5 separate regions of the Homo sapiens genome follow, and regions 1, 3, 4 and 5 are each linked to region 2. The links are chromatin contacts, found by Hi-C or POLR2A ChIA-PET in ENCODE. All regions are on one chromosome and are shown on one strand. The core of a region is the stretch at or near the end of the contact, and the rest is flanking DNA. Distances in the headings are between cores, read along the strand shown.

Evidence for each region. Hi-C counts contacts between places; a loop is a spot of excess contacts on that map. ChIA-PET counts read pairs that join two places held with the same protein, here RNA polymerase II (POLR2A). Pooled maps may share reads with other maps.
Region 1: a loop to region 2 is called in a map with no recorded cell type, with 4 times the contacts of the local background. The contact joins the enhancer-like site here to the promoter of VPS13C-DT in region 2. A Hi-C loop is called at or near these places in 1 of 37 single-sample maps with no recorded cell type and 1 of 50 pooled maps. POLR2A ChIA-PET finds 5 or more read pairs at or near these places in 2 of 52 experiments (T-cell and activated CD8-positive, alpha-beta T cell).
Region 3: a loop to region 2 is called in a map of B cell, with 16 times the contacts of the local background. The contact joins the promoter of LACTB here to the promoter of VPS13C-DT in region 2. A Hi-C loop is called at or near these places in 1 of 168 maps with a recorded cell type or tissue (B cell), 2 of 37 single-sample maps with no recorded cell type and 5 of 50 pooled maps. POLR2A ChIA-PET finds 5 or more read pairs at or near these places in 1 of 52 experiments (WTC11).
Region 4: a loop to region 2 is called in a pooled map, with 2.7 times the contacts of the local background. The contact joins the enhancer-like site here to the promoter of VPS13C-DT in region 2. A Hi-C loop is called at or near these places in 3 of 37 single-sample maps with no recorded cell type and 2 of 50 pooled maps.
Region 5: a loop to region 2 is called in a pooled map, with 8 times the contacts of the local background. The contact joins the promoter of RAB8B here to the promoter of VPS13C-DT in region 2. A Hi-C loop is called at or near these places in 8 of 50 pooled maps. POLR2A ChIA-PET finds 5 or more read pairs at or near these places in 4 of 52 experiments (GM12878, activated CD4-positive, alpha-beta memory T cell, activated CD8-positive, alpha-beta memory T cell and 1 more).

What each region holds. Positions count from the first base shown.
Region 1 is chr15:60,648,060-60,650,759 of GRCh38, reverse strand. The region is part of intron 2 of RORA (RAR related orphan receptor A); the gene reads left to right. LOC105370846 (a long non-coding RNA gene) reads right to left here. Exons shown (of 5, transcript XR_007064663.1): 5 at 1-2,700. Among named protein-coding and RNA genes, the nearest start is that of RORA-AS2, 32 kb to the left of the region's middle. RefSeq lists an enhancer at 118-619. Within about 2 kb of position 1,304, at least 4 of the 41 ENCODE cell types and tissues checked have a DNase peak (open chromatin) inside an H3K27ac peak, as active enhancers do.
Region 2 is chr15:62,059,136-62,061,835 of GRCh38, reverse strand. VPS13C-DT (VPS13C divergent transcript) reads right to left here and starts at 1,333. Exons shown (of 2, transcript NR_135690.1): 1 at 993-1,333; 2 at 1-868. VPS13C (vacuolar protein sorting 13 homolog C) reads left to right here and starts at 1,389. Exons shown (of 85, transcript NM_020821.3): 1 at 1,389-1,561. The coding sequence starts at 1,462. RefSeq lists an enhancer at 1,078-1,127 and a silencer at 1,178-1,527.
Region 3 is chr15:63,120,471-63,123,170 of GRCh38, reverse strand. LACTB (lactamase beta) reads right to left here and starts at 1,310. Exons shown (of 6, transcript NM_032857.5): 1 at 943-1,310; 2 at 469-535. The coding sequence starts at 1,299. It overlaps LOC107984798 (a long non-coding RNA gene), which reads left to right and starts at 1,404. Exons shown (of 2, transcript XR_001751584.1): 1 at 1,404-2,431. RefSeq lists silencers at 552-741, 752-821, 842-1,421.
Region 4 is chr15:60,549,927-60,552,626 of GRCh38, reverse strand. The region is part of intron 2 of RORA (RAR related orphan receptor A); the gene reads left to right. All of the region lies in intron 3 of RORA-AS1 (RORA antisense RNA 1), which reads right to left. Among named protein-coding and RNA genes, the nearest start is that of RORA-AS1, 72 kb to the right of the region's middle. Within about 2 kb of position 1,287, at least 4 of the 41 ENCODE cell types and tissues checked have a DNase peak (open chromatin) inside an H3K27ac peak, as active enhancers do.
Region 5 is chr15:63,188,182-63,190,881 of GRCh38, reverse strand. RAB8B (RAB8B, member RAS oncogene family) reads right to left here and starts at 1,276. Exons shown (of 8, transcript NM_016530.3): 1 at 1,134-1,276. The coding sequence starts at 1,257. LOC101928972 (a long non-coding RNA gene) reads left to right here and starts at 1,451. Exons shown (of 4, transcript XR_932355.4): 1 at 1,451-2,036. RefSeq lists a silencer at 1,192-1,521 and an enhancer at 1,702-1,851.

The DNA.
Region 1 (2,700 bases), core at 55-2,554, 1.4 Mb after region 2:
GGAAGTTAATTTGCTTGGAAATTCAACCATGTACTAAATCTTCCTCCCTAGGGACCAACAGAAAATTGCAAACTCCTGAGTGGAAACCTTCACGAGGGCTCCGCAAATTGGTGCTCTCTTCTCCTGGTTTCATCCCGCAGGAAGAGACAGTCTCCCTATATGAATGTTCACACCATGAGAAACCTTTCTCACCCTCTCTCCGTGGAATTTCTCTCCCCAATTTTTGAGATATCCTCGACTCAAGGCCAAAGCAGTGGTTTGAAAGGTGTTTGGAAACCAATGTGAACCATCGTGCTTTCCCCTCCCCCACTCTGGGGGTGGGATTTTCAGGCCAACTTTTCTGAAGCTACTTGTGAGTTAACCTGAAGTTGGAATGCCCTCCTGAGGTCGAGGCATAAAAGCCAGCAGCGTAAATAGAAACTGAAGCTGAAATAACCATAAATGTTCTCGAACAACTTCAATAGAGAAAGCCTTGTTTGATCCTCTCTAAGCTTCCTGAAACCAAGCTGAATATTTGTTTGTTTTGTGGTAGCTCCACTTTTTTTTTTTTCCTCAGGCCTTTTAATGCATGGCTGTTGGTTTCTGTTTAAAAGGAAAATGCTTTTTCTCAGTAACGATGTTCACATTCTGAAGTTGGTGATACCCACTTCTAAAGGCCATTTTATTGTAAAGATAAAGTTCTGCTAAGTCTTAGGATGAAAAGATAAAGGATGTGGTCAGTTACCATGACTCGTGCTTACCTCCCAAAGTGTGTCATTTGGTGCACATACCTCAAAACGTGTGAACAGAAAGTTTCTAGGTTTATTTTTATACATGGAGATTTGATTCCACGGCAGAGGGAGGGTGTCAAGGTAAATGACTGTGCAAAAATGACAGAACTGCATTTTGAGCTTTCCGTTGCCAGAGATACAAAGGCCAAGTTAAGGTGAGTTTGCTATTCGATTGCTTTTTGAGGGGTCTATTGGTAATTACCACTGCTGTTTAATATTGCAATATTCATGGGACCTCAATGTTTACACAGCTCCATGGATGCTCAATCCAAATTAAACACGCCCAAGAACAACACAGGGAGAAAACACCTGGGGGCAAAGTGAGGGGCTGCAGTCACAAGTGATCAGATCTTTTGCAGAAGATAGCAGTAGAGGGGCCCTTCCTTTTGGCCTCCTTTCTGGCAAATGTGTTTCAACACCGTTAAACTACATATGATATTGGACTGATTAGCAACTCCTAACACAGAATGTTCTGACGTTAGAAGAGCTAGGAAGTGGCGTGTCAGGGCTGACATGCATGGCAGAGTTTTCAGATACACATACAGTGTTTTTTTCTACACCCTGCCTCCAAAATGTCAGTGTCCCTAGGTTTCTGTTTGTTGCAGAGCCCCTCAATATGTGTGTGGGAGGCAGCACTTGAAGCCAAAACAGTAATGGCCAGATCTTCTGTCTGCAGCCATGAACACAAGGAGAAAGTGCCAGGTGTCAGGAGCAAGAATCTTATATGCCGGGGATTTTTTTTTTTTTTCCTGGAAGCAACTGGAAACCAACTTAGTGACACTTAAGTCCTTCACCTGCTACATGACTTCAGCCAGTGTATGTGAGTCAGAGTGGTACCAAGAAGGGCCCTCATCTGAACAGCCACAAAAGTGACGGGCTATGGCTTGGAATGGGAATATTATACTGTGTTCAGAGTCACGGCAACTTGAACTTGGCAGCCTTATCGGCTTCTGAGATTATGAGTGCCCCACAGCCAAGAGCACCTGTGAGGAGAGTTGACTGTGGAGTGGGATATAGATTGAGAAACCTCTTTCATAGCTGACAATCCATGTAAACTCCTTTAATATGTGGATGGTTAAGTAGCAGTTTAAGTGTTGGAATTACCTGGCCCTGCTTTACCATCTTCTATATATTCAGTATAAGACACACTGGGAATTACTGAAAGCTTCCCTCTCCCCCCTCAAAAAGAGTGGATGGTGCTTAGAATTAAGAGGATGTTTCCAGGGTGTCTTTCGTTTCCATCATCAAAGCAGATAAAATTAACTCTATTAGAAACTGAGACCCCCTCCGTGAGGTATATTAGTCATAAGTTCTCTTTGCAAAAAGGCTAGTCTTCAGAGGATTGTTAAGATCAGATTTCATGACAGACATGTTTCAACATATTTGTACTTCTCTGAACATGCTACATTTGCTCTCATGTGTTGTGATTAGCTGGTTTCAGTGTTTAATCCATGGCATGTGGCATTTTTCTGTAGTAGTGTTTCTGTGGAAAACTTTATCCTAGGCTTGTGGAAGACCAGTTATAACGCTTTGGATAAAGTATGTCCAGCATTTCTAAAAGCTGCAGTTTCCTAAGAAAATGATCTACGGGCACCTAAGGTTAAAATCTTCAGAATTATTTTTTGTATTTTCTGAAAGTGATTTTTAAATGAAGTTGAGAAATGGTACTAACAATGCATCCAATATTGATATAATTAGAATATGCATCATACTCTACTAAAGCCAACCTTCTTTAATATGTTCATATATAAACATAAAGAGGTATGTGGTTTATTGTATATCCAATTTTTCATTTATCTGCACCTTCTTCAGGATCATATTTGGAAGGCACCTACGTGCTCACTTGCAAACAGAATGAGACACCGTCATGCTTTCTAAAGCGTGTTCTCTCCTGCCCTCCTCCTCCTCCCTCAGTCTGCCTTATATTAAG
Region 2 (2,700 bases), core at 84-2,583:
AGCTAGGAAAAACAGACGGTTAAGGATTTATCTTCTTAAAGAGGAATGGAGTGTGCAAAAGTGGGAGAGGAATGTGATCTTGATAGTACTAGTTAGTACTGACTGGGTCTTTCTTTGTACTTTTAATTTTATTTAATACACAACACCAATTGTAGCCATTTTGATTTTCTTTCTTCTCCAGCGGACTTTGAATTTAAGATTTTTCTTTGTGATCCTGTGCAAGCCTAGGTTGTTTAAGAAAAATACACGAATAGTTTCTCAGACACTTCCTCGTAGCAAAGCACTTATTAATGCTTGTGACTACAAATAATCAGCATTTCTTAGGTTTCTTCCTGTGTACTGTATCTCAACAACTTTTTGAAATATATTTTAGGAAAAAATTTCTAGTTCTCTAAAGAGGTGAATCTCAATGGGTGGTTAAATTTCACAAGGGTTGAAAGATCTTGTGGTATAAAAGCTCTGCTTTTAAGGTCGTGCTACATCAAAGACAGTTCAACGATAGCATGGAAGAAAGTGATATATAAATAACAAGTAACTCATACTTAAAAAGGCACTACTACGTTTTGTTTTTTATATCTGTAATGAGATAGGTAACTGGTTAGTGGCTAGTGAATTAAAAGCGAATCTTAGAGAAAGGGGAAAAGAACGCGTTTCCCACAAAACGCGTATATTCAGTTCTCATTCTATGATATCTGCCATTTGATGTGGTTCTGTTCCCCTCCTCCCACTTTCAAATTATTTGTCGCGCGCCAGTGGTCCCAGCTACTCGGGAGGCTGACACAGGAGGATCTCTTGAGTCCAGGATGTCAAGTCTGTAGTGAGCTATGATCCCGACACTGCATTCTACCCTTGGCAACAGAGCGAGACCCTGTCTCAAAACAAAACAAAACAGAAACAAAATAAAAAAACAATGTTTTCAAGAAGCAGAGACCAAGCCCCAGGCGGAGTCGAACTCTAGCAGGACAAGAACGCGGTCGGTCCCTTTCCCCCACCTGATCCACAGGTGCAGGGGTGGTTGCCTAGGTGACGCTCAGCGCATACTCCAGGCCAGGCGGCTCCGGACACCGCGATGCGGCCGGAGTTCAACAGCAGGTGACGGCGGGAAAGCAGAGCGGCCACATAGATGTCCCTGTACTCGGTAACTCTTGCCCTCCCTTGTTCTTCTCGAAGGTCCTTTTTTTTCTCGTGCACGGCTGACGAGACAGGCGCAAGCTAACTTCCCCCGCACTCCTCCGTCGGCCTCTAGAGGGCCAGGGCTGCGGCGCCTACAAAGCCTCGGGATCACAGCTGGGCCTCCTTAGCTACCGGCCGGGCGACAGCGCGCCTGCGCACCGGCGGGGTCACGCGCGCGGCGCGGGGGTGGGCCTGCGCCGGAGGGGCTGTCATTTGCAGCGCTGGTCGCAGCCCTCAGCTGCGCCGGGCGGTTCCGGCTCCTCCCTCTCCTTGTGCCTCAGCGCCACCATGGTGCTGGAGTCGGTGGTCGCGGACTTGCTGAACCGCTTCCTGGGGGACTATGTGGAGAACCTGAACAAGTCCCAGCTGAAGCTGGGCATCTGGGGCGGTAAGCGAGAGGGCGCGGCCAGTGGGCTGCGGGCGCTGAGGGCCCAGCCGAGGGCTGCTCCGTCCGGGATTCTGCCCGGGCCCTGCTCCCTGCGCCGCCTGAGACTCCCCATCCCGGTGCGGCAGGTGCTAGATGCGGGAGCCTCTGCCGCCCGCGGATTCTCGGGGTCCCAGTCCCGACTCCGGCTGGGGAGATGCGGCGGGATCCCGCCCGCGCTGCCAAAGTTCCCACCTTTCTCGTCCCCCGAGGCCAAGCCCTGGCCCTGCTGTCCCCGCCCTGCCCGTTTCTGTGGTCCTCTCGCTGCACTCAGGGTGGCCCCTTTGGCCCTACAGCATAAAAACAGAGCCCTTTCTGTTTCGGTATCGCGTGGAGTGAGCATGGTTGTCTGGTCATATACGCTCGAAGTGGCACTAAGAAAAAAGGAGGAAGTTGCATCTCGCAGTTATCTTCACTATCATTTTACAGGGAGCAAGAACTGGGTTCCTTCTCTTTAGGATTACCGGGTTTGGAGAGGAACGGGCAGGAGATCTTTAAGATAGGCGTGTGCTTAGGGATTCTTACTCTTAATGCTTTCAGCTCCTGTGAAAATGATTTCTTCCTTTAATATTTACTTTTCCGTCAATACGAAGAGGATTTTGAATTTTGTTTTGGAGCAATAGAGAGAAATTCAAGCCTCGACCAGCATCGTCATTAATTAGGTGTCTGCTTGGTTGCATGCTCAGGAATTTATGCCAACGTTTTTATCCTGGAGATTAAGTGTATAAAAGTATTCAGGAAATAGTGTACTTAAACATACACTCTTCAACGAGCTTAATCGTTTGCATGAATTACGTGTTAAGCTTTGAGGACTTTGGGACTTTCTCACTCCACAAAAGGTTTGGGAACTTTGTCAGCTTTGGAGGAAAATTCAAAAAACGACTCAAATGTATGGATCTGCTTTTAATTCAAGCAACAACAAATAGCTATAGACTTCCCCTGTCCACTAGGGTAACCACTAGCCACTGTAGCTGTGGAGCACTTGATATGAGGTTAGTGCTAATTGAGACTTGCTGTATGAATTAAAACATCGTTTTGAATAAGCATTACTCCTAATGAAGTAGGAGAAAAAAATAATACCTCAATAATTTTTATGTTGCTTA
Region 3 (2,700 bases), core at 61-2,560, 1.1 Mb before region 2:
TAAATTGCATGCCACTCAGAGTATTGTTGTGATTGTTCTATTTTATTATTGTTGCTAATCTCTTACTATGCCTGATTTATAAACTTTATCATAGATATGTATATATAAGATAAAATATAGTATATACAGGGTTCAATATCATCCACTTTTTCAGGCATCCACTGAGGGTCTTGGAATATATCCCCAGGATAAGGAGGGACTACTGTATAAAACTTTCAGACTAATAAATCCAGTCCTAAGAGAAAAGTGGGAGTGGGTAGCCATCCTCATGACTCCAATTTATTAGTCACATTTTAAACCTTACCGTGATTTAAAAACACCTGACTCTTTATTATGTTAGATGTTTTCTCTACAATATGCATCGTTTTATGTAAATGCAATAGCATTTCATGGGATCCACTCTAACCAGTAAAACAATATTTTATTTACCAACTGGCACAGAACAAAACAACAATTTTCTGAACCCACCTTCTGACCAGACTTCTTTTCCATCTACAGAAACTCCAACCACTATGCCCGGTGCGCCCACCTCATCCTAAGACCGAAGGGGAAAGAACCGACAGTTACGGGCCTGCTGAAAAAGCCCAGCGCTCTCCTCGGGGACCTTCCAAGGCCCCGCCCCCTGAGCCTGGGCCCCGCCCCCTCCACCTGGGCCCCGCCCACCTCGTCCCAGGCCATGGTCACTCACTAACAGCAAGGGATGTGCCTGTCCGCCCCCTAGGGGGAAGGGGCGGTCCCCGAGACAGGCGGTGACCTCCACCCAGATTTGGGGAACCCCCAAGAGCGTCTGACCACGGCTCGGCGGTGGGGAAATGGGAAGTCTTTCTCGGAAGCCGATCGCGGGCACCCCGCCGCCCCGGGTGGGGTCCACTCAGCCCCCGACAGCACCGCCGACAGGGGTGGATCCCCGGCCCCCTACGCCCCCCGCTCCAGTGGCCGCACCTTGATCCTGTGCAGCAGGTCGCGGCTGCTCTCGATGGCTCTGGCGAAGCACCTGGAGCAGGGCGGCGCCGGGGTCTGCGGAGACCACGGGGCGAGGGACTGCTCCTGTGGCGGCTCGGCCAGAGGCGACGCCTCAGGGTCGGGGGCCGCGGGGGACTGCGCCGGGGCCGCGCCCCTCAGCCCACCTGCCAGCTTCACCCCGAGCGCCAGCCCCAGCCCCAGCCCGAGGCCCCCGACCCAGCCGTGGCCGAGAGGCGGCAGCCCGGCGCGCTGATGGACCCCGCGTCGTCCGCAGCTTGAGGCCAAGCCCCCGGGGGCGGCAGCCCGGGCAGTCACTGCTGACATGAGCCGGTACATGGCGTCTCTGCACAGCCGGCCGCCACCAAACTCACGCACACCCTGCCAGCCGCGGCGCGGGGCGGAGGGAAGGGCAGGGGGCGGGACGGGGGTGGGGACCGCGGTCAGACCCTAGCAGTCGACGCCTGACTACCCGAGCGCCGATCGCATCGAGCCCTTCTTCCTCTCCCTTTTCTTGTCTCTTCCTTGTTTTTCCTTTCTGTCTCTCTTTCCTTTTTTTCCTTTGCTTACCCTCAGATCAAGCGTCACCTCCCAGAAGCCTTCCTAGTTCCCGTCCCATGGGAGTTCTCGCCCTTACCATCTTGCCCCTCAGTGTGCACACTTCTTTAACAACAGTTAACACTTTGTATCATTTAACTACTTGTCAGATTCCTTACCAGAGTGGGACTTCTTTGGGGAGCCTAGACTTAGTTTTGGATCCTCAACTTCTGGAACAGCGCAGGGCACACAGTAGACGCTCAGCAGGCATCTCCTTTCCCTTTAGAGATGCCTTTCTCCTTTCCTTTCCCTTTCTCCTTTCCCCCTTTAGAACGCGCTTCTTTTCACTCTCTTGCCATCTCCCTTATGTCTCATTTCAATTCACCCATTTCCCTAAAGATGTTTTAAAATCTATTGCTTCTGGAATTCTAGCTCCACACCGTACCAAAGACATGAAGTTACATCCAGACCTTATATTACCTTTCTTTTGCTATAAAAGATAAAGTGTTTTTTAAAAATTTCGTGCTTGAAAAATTTTAATCCAAAAGTAACTATTATAATTTACAATTACCTATGATTTCTCAGCATCTGTAAATGATCAGACATTCTTGTGAAATAAGAAACCTAATCTCAAATTGCTACAAAATGTAAAATGTGTATAAAATCCTAGTTTAACGTGTAATGAAATTGATATGTTAATTTGAAGTTACTTAAACATTTATCAGTTTTGTAATTTTTATATTTTGGGATACATACATACACACACACACACACACACACACACACACAATCTTTGAAAGCTTGTAGGCTTTATACCTTCAGCACTGGGGCAATATGCCCCATATACAAAATGGCCCTGTCTTTTCTTGCAGGTGGAATAAAGAAGAGAGCTCACAGACTTGAACTGACAAGCCATCAGGACAAACATATTGAGGTAATAAACTTACTGAGTAAACATATACATACCTCAAAATAAATATATTGAGGTAATAATTATTTAATAGGAGGAAAAGGCAATAATGGTATCCATACCTAGCAAGAAAATAGTGGGGCTAAATAAGTAAAGCTTCTGGGGCTACTCACAAAACCCAAGACTCCAAGAGACCAGAATATCCTAGGACCCAGAGCGTTTGACACTGAAACTGCAGTTATAGTGGACAGATGTACTCTATTAAGATAGTACTGGAGGTTCCCACGGTGGGG
Region 4 (2,700 bases), core at 38-2,537, 1.5 Mb after region 2:
CATTCCACTCCAGGGTAGTAGATATTACATGCTAGAAGCAGGTGGTAGGATTTCCTAATTTATTTATTCCTTTGGAGCACCTGCTATGTGTCAGGCACTGAGGCAGGCACTGGGAAGACAGGATGGAGAAGAATGACAGGTTCCTGCTCTATACATCTTATTCTTAATGTGTGGAGACAGCTAATAAATACGTGGCATTCCAGGGACTGATAAAGGCTTTGTAGAATGAATGCAGGTATTCATAGCAGGTGACTTGCGGGGAGAGGGCGAGGGATGCCTTGGGTTTTTCATTTCCTGTGGACCCTAGGACAAATATTAAGAAAAACTTTTCAAAAAGCAAGATAAGCTTCTGTATCTCTGAAATGACTGCAGTGCACTTGTGGCTCAGACGGAGACTGAGGAAAATGTAAAAAGACATGGTGTAATTTCAGTGTAATTTTCCTGTTTGACACCACTATCATTTTCCCAGTCTTCTGGGCCCTTCTCTCCCTGATAACTCTCTGCACCTGCAGCTGCATCGTGTTCTACCTATGATGCAAGGCTCACTGCCTCTCCCTAACACCACCACTGTGAACCACGAAGGATCCTGTGTTTTGTGTCCTCAAAGTCAGGTCCCCTGTGGCTACCGAAGTTCAACCACCTACACTGATAAAAGAGCCTCGGCTCACTCTTCCCAAGTGAATTGTTTCTGTTCACACTGGTTCTGTTTTTCTCTGTGAAATGAGGAGGTTGGGATAAACCCCAGTTGAAAAGGTGGCAGGAGAATGAACAGATGGTGGCAGTATCACCTTGGTCTTGCCCAAGCTTGGTAACCTTAGGACAGTCACTTTACCTCTCAGTCTCAGGTGCCTTGACTGAAAAGAAAGGGGTTTGATTTGTTAATCACAGAGGTCTTTATGGACCTGGCATTGAATGATTTAAAAGGTTCCATGTAGCTCTTTAGAGTACACTAAACAAAACAAAAACTATGATTTACTAGAGGCTGTGCATCTCTTTCCAGAGGAGTTTCAGACCAGGAAAGAGGACAGTAGTACAGTATCATTGTGGGGCGGTAGGAAAAATTATTCAAGGTCTTTTAACTTTCATTCCTGAGGACAGTTAGTGAGGGAAATGAACTCTTATGAGGTTGTTAATGAGATCAGAGCAAAGATGGCTCTTTGTACTCCCAAACTATGTTTAATTTCTTAAACTTTAGAAATGGCAGGTTTTAACTAAGTCAGCCAGATGAGGATGTGGGAACCGAGCAGGGACCAGGATGAGCCAAAGCATCAGAATCACTTACTTGTGAAACTGACCGGCTTCTGCTTGTTATCTGTCATTTTACTCCATATTGAGGTCAGAGTGGTAAAGCTATTTTGCAGTATACATTTCCTTTTGCTTAAAAGACATGAGATTATCAAAACAACAGGGAAGGGACGTTACTCACTCTCACCAGTAATTTTCAAATGCTGAAAATAAATGTGCCTAGATATAGTCTCCATAAATATATTAATGTGTTGCATATTCCCTATATAGCTATAGTTATTTCTTAATTGATTTCACTCTGCAATACTGTGAAATCGCCTTATGGAAATCTGAAACATAAAAAGATACCACTTTTTATGACTTTGTAGCTATCCTGTTTTCTTCTAAAGGTATTGGTTAAGTGCATTGAAGCATGGGTGGTCCACACAGTGGCTCTTCCAGACAAACTAAATTAGCAGAAGGAGCAGCAAAACCAGCAGTTATGCAAAATGTTTCTTTTTGTTTTCTTTAATTGTGGTAATGAGTTCATTCAATTTTGAAAGCTTATCTTTGTATGCCTGTCTTCCATGAAATTTTGAGGTGTGAATTCAGCCATTCATTGCTTGAGCTTTTATTATTTCAGAATTAGGGTAGCATTACTTCTTTTCCCTCATCATCCCCTTGGAGAGTCACCATCTAGATGATAATATATACTTCTATTTATGTCTTTCTCCTAGTGTCCTTAAGCCTTAAGGAAAAGAAACAACATCAAAAAACATTAATTTTTTTCCATTGAAAGCTGATCCATGTGTGTGCTGACAATAACTTTAATCCCTTTAATGTCCAAGTGAGGAGGATTGAAAACTGGTAACACTTTCATTGATATTTTTTAAATATGCTCTTATAGCAAAAAAAGTTTGATATCTTTTTGGTGACCACTTAAAGGAGAAACTATTGACGCATAAATTATAAATTCTATGGCTTTAAATATTATTTTTTGAGATGAATGTGTTTGGGGTAGAATATGAACAACTTAAAACTTTAAAATTTCCATCTAAATTTCAAGTCTTAAATGTGCCTCTTGGTTTTTTGTTTGTTTGTTTGTTTGTTTTTGAGACGGAGTCTCACTCTGCTGCCCAGGCTGGAGTGCAATGGCACGATCTTGGTTCACTGCAACCTCCATCCCCCAGGTTCAAGAAATTCTCTGCCTCAGCCTCCCGAGTAGCTGGGATTATAGGCGTGTGCCATCACACCTGGCTAATTTTTGTATTTTTAGTAGAGATGGGATTTCACCATCTTGGCCAGGCTGGTCTTGAACTCCTGACCTCATGATCCACCTACCACGGTCTTTCAAAGTGCTGGGATTACAGGCGTGAGCCACCGCGCCCGGCCCCTCTTCTACACTTTTTTCAAGGTCGGAAGCAGCTCACATATAGACAATTACATCTTCAGCCACTTAGTTTTTTAATATCACTT
Region 5 (2,700 bases), core at 27-2,526, 1.1 Mb before region 2:
ATGTTGTGATTCACTTAACAATAATTAGAACCAAAGCAAAATATACAGGGAGGCAGGTAGAATGTAAGTTCATTTCCTTGGCTGAGAAGCTGTTAAACATTCAAACCGAAGGATTTAAAATACTGAGAAGTCTTGCTTCTCAGGAGATGGTAGTAAAGAGGTGAACCATATTTTCCTGACCACATCATTTCCAAAAGTCACCAATTCCCTTAACATCCATTAACACTCACAGAACAAATTAACGCTCTATAGACATTATTCCATCATTAGTCACATTTTGCTTTCTCCTGCACTTGATCCAAAGGAAGTGAAGAGAAAATGGTAATCAGTTACTATAGCAAGTCTTGCGCCCCACTACTTTCCATTTCCTCTCTTTTCCATCTCCTCTGTCTTCTCTGCTCAACCTCCCTTTACTATGATGTTGCTTCCTCTTTTCCTTTCTGTCTCACACCCAGATCCCTTTACTTTCTCCATCAAGTATCCTCATTCTGCCCTCTGATCCCTTGAACTCTTCTTCCACCTACAATTTTCTTCTGTCCCCTCCTACGACATCTCAGTCCAGACCTCCTGTGGCCAGCCGTCCCCTTCTTCCTCACCTCCTGACCGCTCATTCCCCTGAATTCCCTTCCAGTTGCCTGGTTCTCACCTCTCTGTCCCTTGTGTCCTCTGTCCCTTTACTTCACATCCCTCTCATTGCCCCCATCCCTCATTTCCCCCTTCACATTTCCTTCCTCTCCTGTCTTTTAATCATTGGCACGTCCACTATCCCCTTCTCTCTACATGAGATTTCCTGAGTCTTCCCCCCAACACATTTTGTCCCTCAAAGACCCCTCCCTGTCAGTCTCCGAACCCTCTCGTTCCCCCAATACCCCTAGTCCTTGTTCCTCTGTTCCCCTTCCCGTTCCTTTGCCCCCAAGTTCCCCCTTCGCCCTTAGCCTCACGTTCCCGCTCGCCTCTCTCCCTCACGCCCTCGCCCCTCTCCCTCACGCCCTCGCCCCTCTCAGTGCCCCCGCCACCTTGCAGTCCCCGGGGTCTCCTCTCCCGGGCTCCCAAGCGCCCCCCGCCCTTTCCCCGTCCCCTAGTACCCGCCCCCCAATTCTCTACCCGGTCCCGGGCCGCGGCCCCTCCCTCACCGATGGTGGAGATGAAGGTGGTGTTGAAGGCGTCCTCTGAGAAGCGGAACAGGAGGCAGGTCTTGCCTACCCCCGAGTCGCCGATCAGCAGGAGCTTGAAGAGATAATCGTACGTCTTCGCCATCTTCTCGCTCCGGCCCTCTGACCGGGGAGCCAGAGGAGGCGGTGGAGAGAGGCGGGGAGGGGGCCGCGGGCGAGGGGGCGTGCCCGCCAATCCGCCGCTGCTCGCCCCGCCCCACGCCCCGCCCCTCCTCTCGGAGAAGGCCTGCGCGCCCCGCCCCGTGCGGCCAATCGGCGAGGGCTTCGTCATCACCGCCCGCGCCCCGGGACTTCATGGGACTTGTAGTTCCTCCGGGGAGCCTCGGGCGTGCCCCGCGAGGACTGTCCAGGCGGCTCCAGCGGATAAAAGACCTGCTATGGGCGGGGTGACAGGGTGGAGGCGTTTCCACCCGAGCTGGGAAGGGAGGCCCCGTTTCGTACTCTGCTGGTCGAGCCGCGGGAACTTAACTTTGTTATTTCTTTGTGTGCAGACGCCTTCCAAATCCAGGACCTCAGAATCAGAGCCCCGTAGTTCCCGCATCTCTTCCGCCGAGACCTGGAGCAGAGATGCTTTCTTTCCTTGGCGCTGCTGTGGCGCAGCCTACGGGTTATCTGCAGAGGGCATTATCCAGCTTCTCCCCGAGGCCATGCCCAGCACCACTATAACCCCCTCCCGCAGCCCCTCAGTCACAGAGCTGAGAAAGAATGGTTACCATGCTAACTCGAACCTCACTCGTGCCCCCTTCTTCACGCCACACAGACCAGAGCCAAATACAATGAGTATTTAGAGAATCTGCTACGCTGATCGCTCCCCTCTCCTCGCAGGAGGATGGATTTTTAAATCTGGGAAGTCTTGTGCTACAGGTCTGTGCCCCATGAAACTGCAAGCATCCTGTGAGGCGGGCCACGGGAATTTAGAGAGTAAGATTTGAATTTAGTCTTGGCTCTGCTGCAAAACCGCTGTGACAAGTCACACAGGCACTGGACATTTCAGTTTTCTCATCTGTAAAATGGATATGAAACAAGATACTTCATAGGGTTCCAGTGAAACTTAAATACTAAATGTGAAAGTTCTTTGAAACCCATAAGGCACTGTTAGCAGTGATGGTAATATTCATTACTCTTCAGTAGGCTCTCACTTAATTGATGACGAATATAGGGAGGAAACAGCATTCTGTTATACTCAAGTTAATCCTTTATTATTTATTGTCTTAGGCTAATTCTCTGTTTTGTGGATGTATTGTTCAGTCCCCTTTCATTTGCTAGTGGCAGAAACCCAACCGGATTAGCTGTTGTGAAAGGGGTGTTGACTGGTTCAGGTAATGTGGAAGCAAAAGGCTAAGAAGGTGTGGGACTAGGAGTCCACCCTGCCAGGGCTCTGTGTCTCTCATCTGTTGTTCTCCCTTCGAAGTTTTAATTTCTAATATGTCAAATACCGACAGGTAAAACCCACATGAAAAAAAGCTTCTTGGAGTCTTCAATAAGTTTTAAGAGGATGAAGGGGTCTTGAAACCAAAGTATTTGAGAA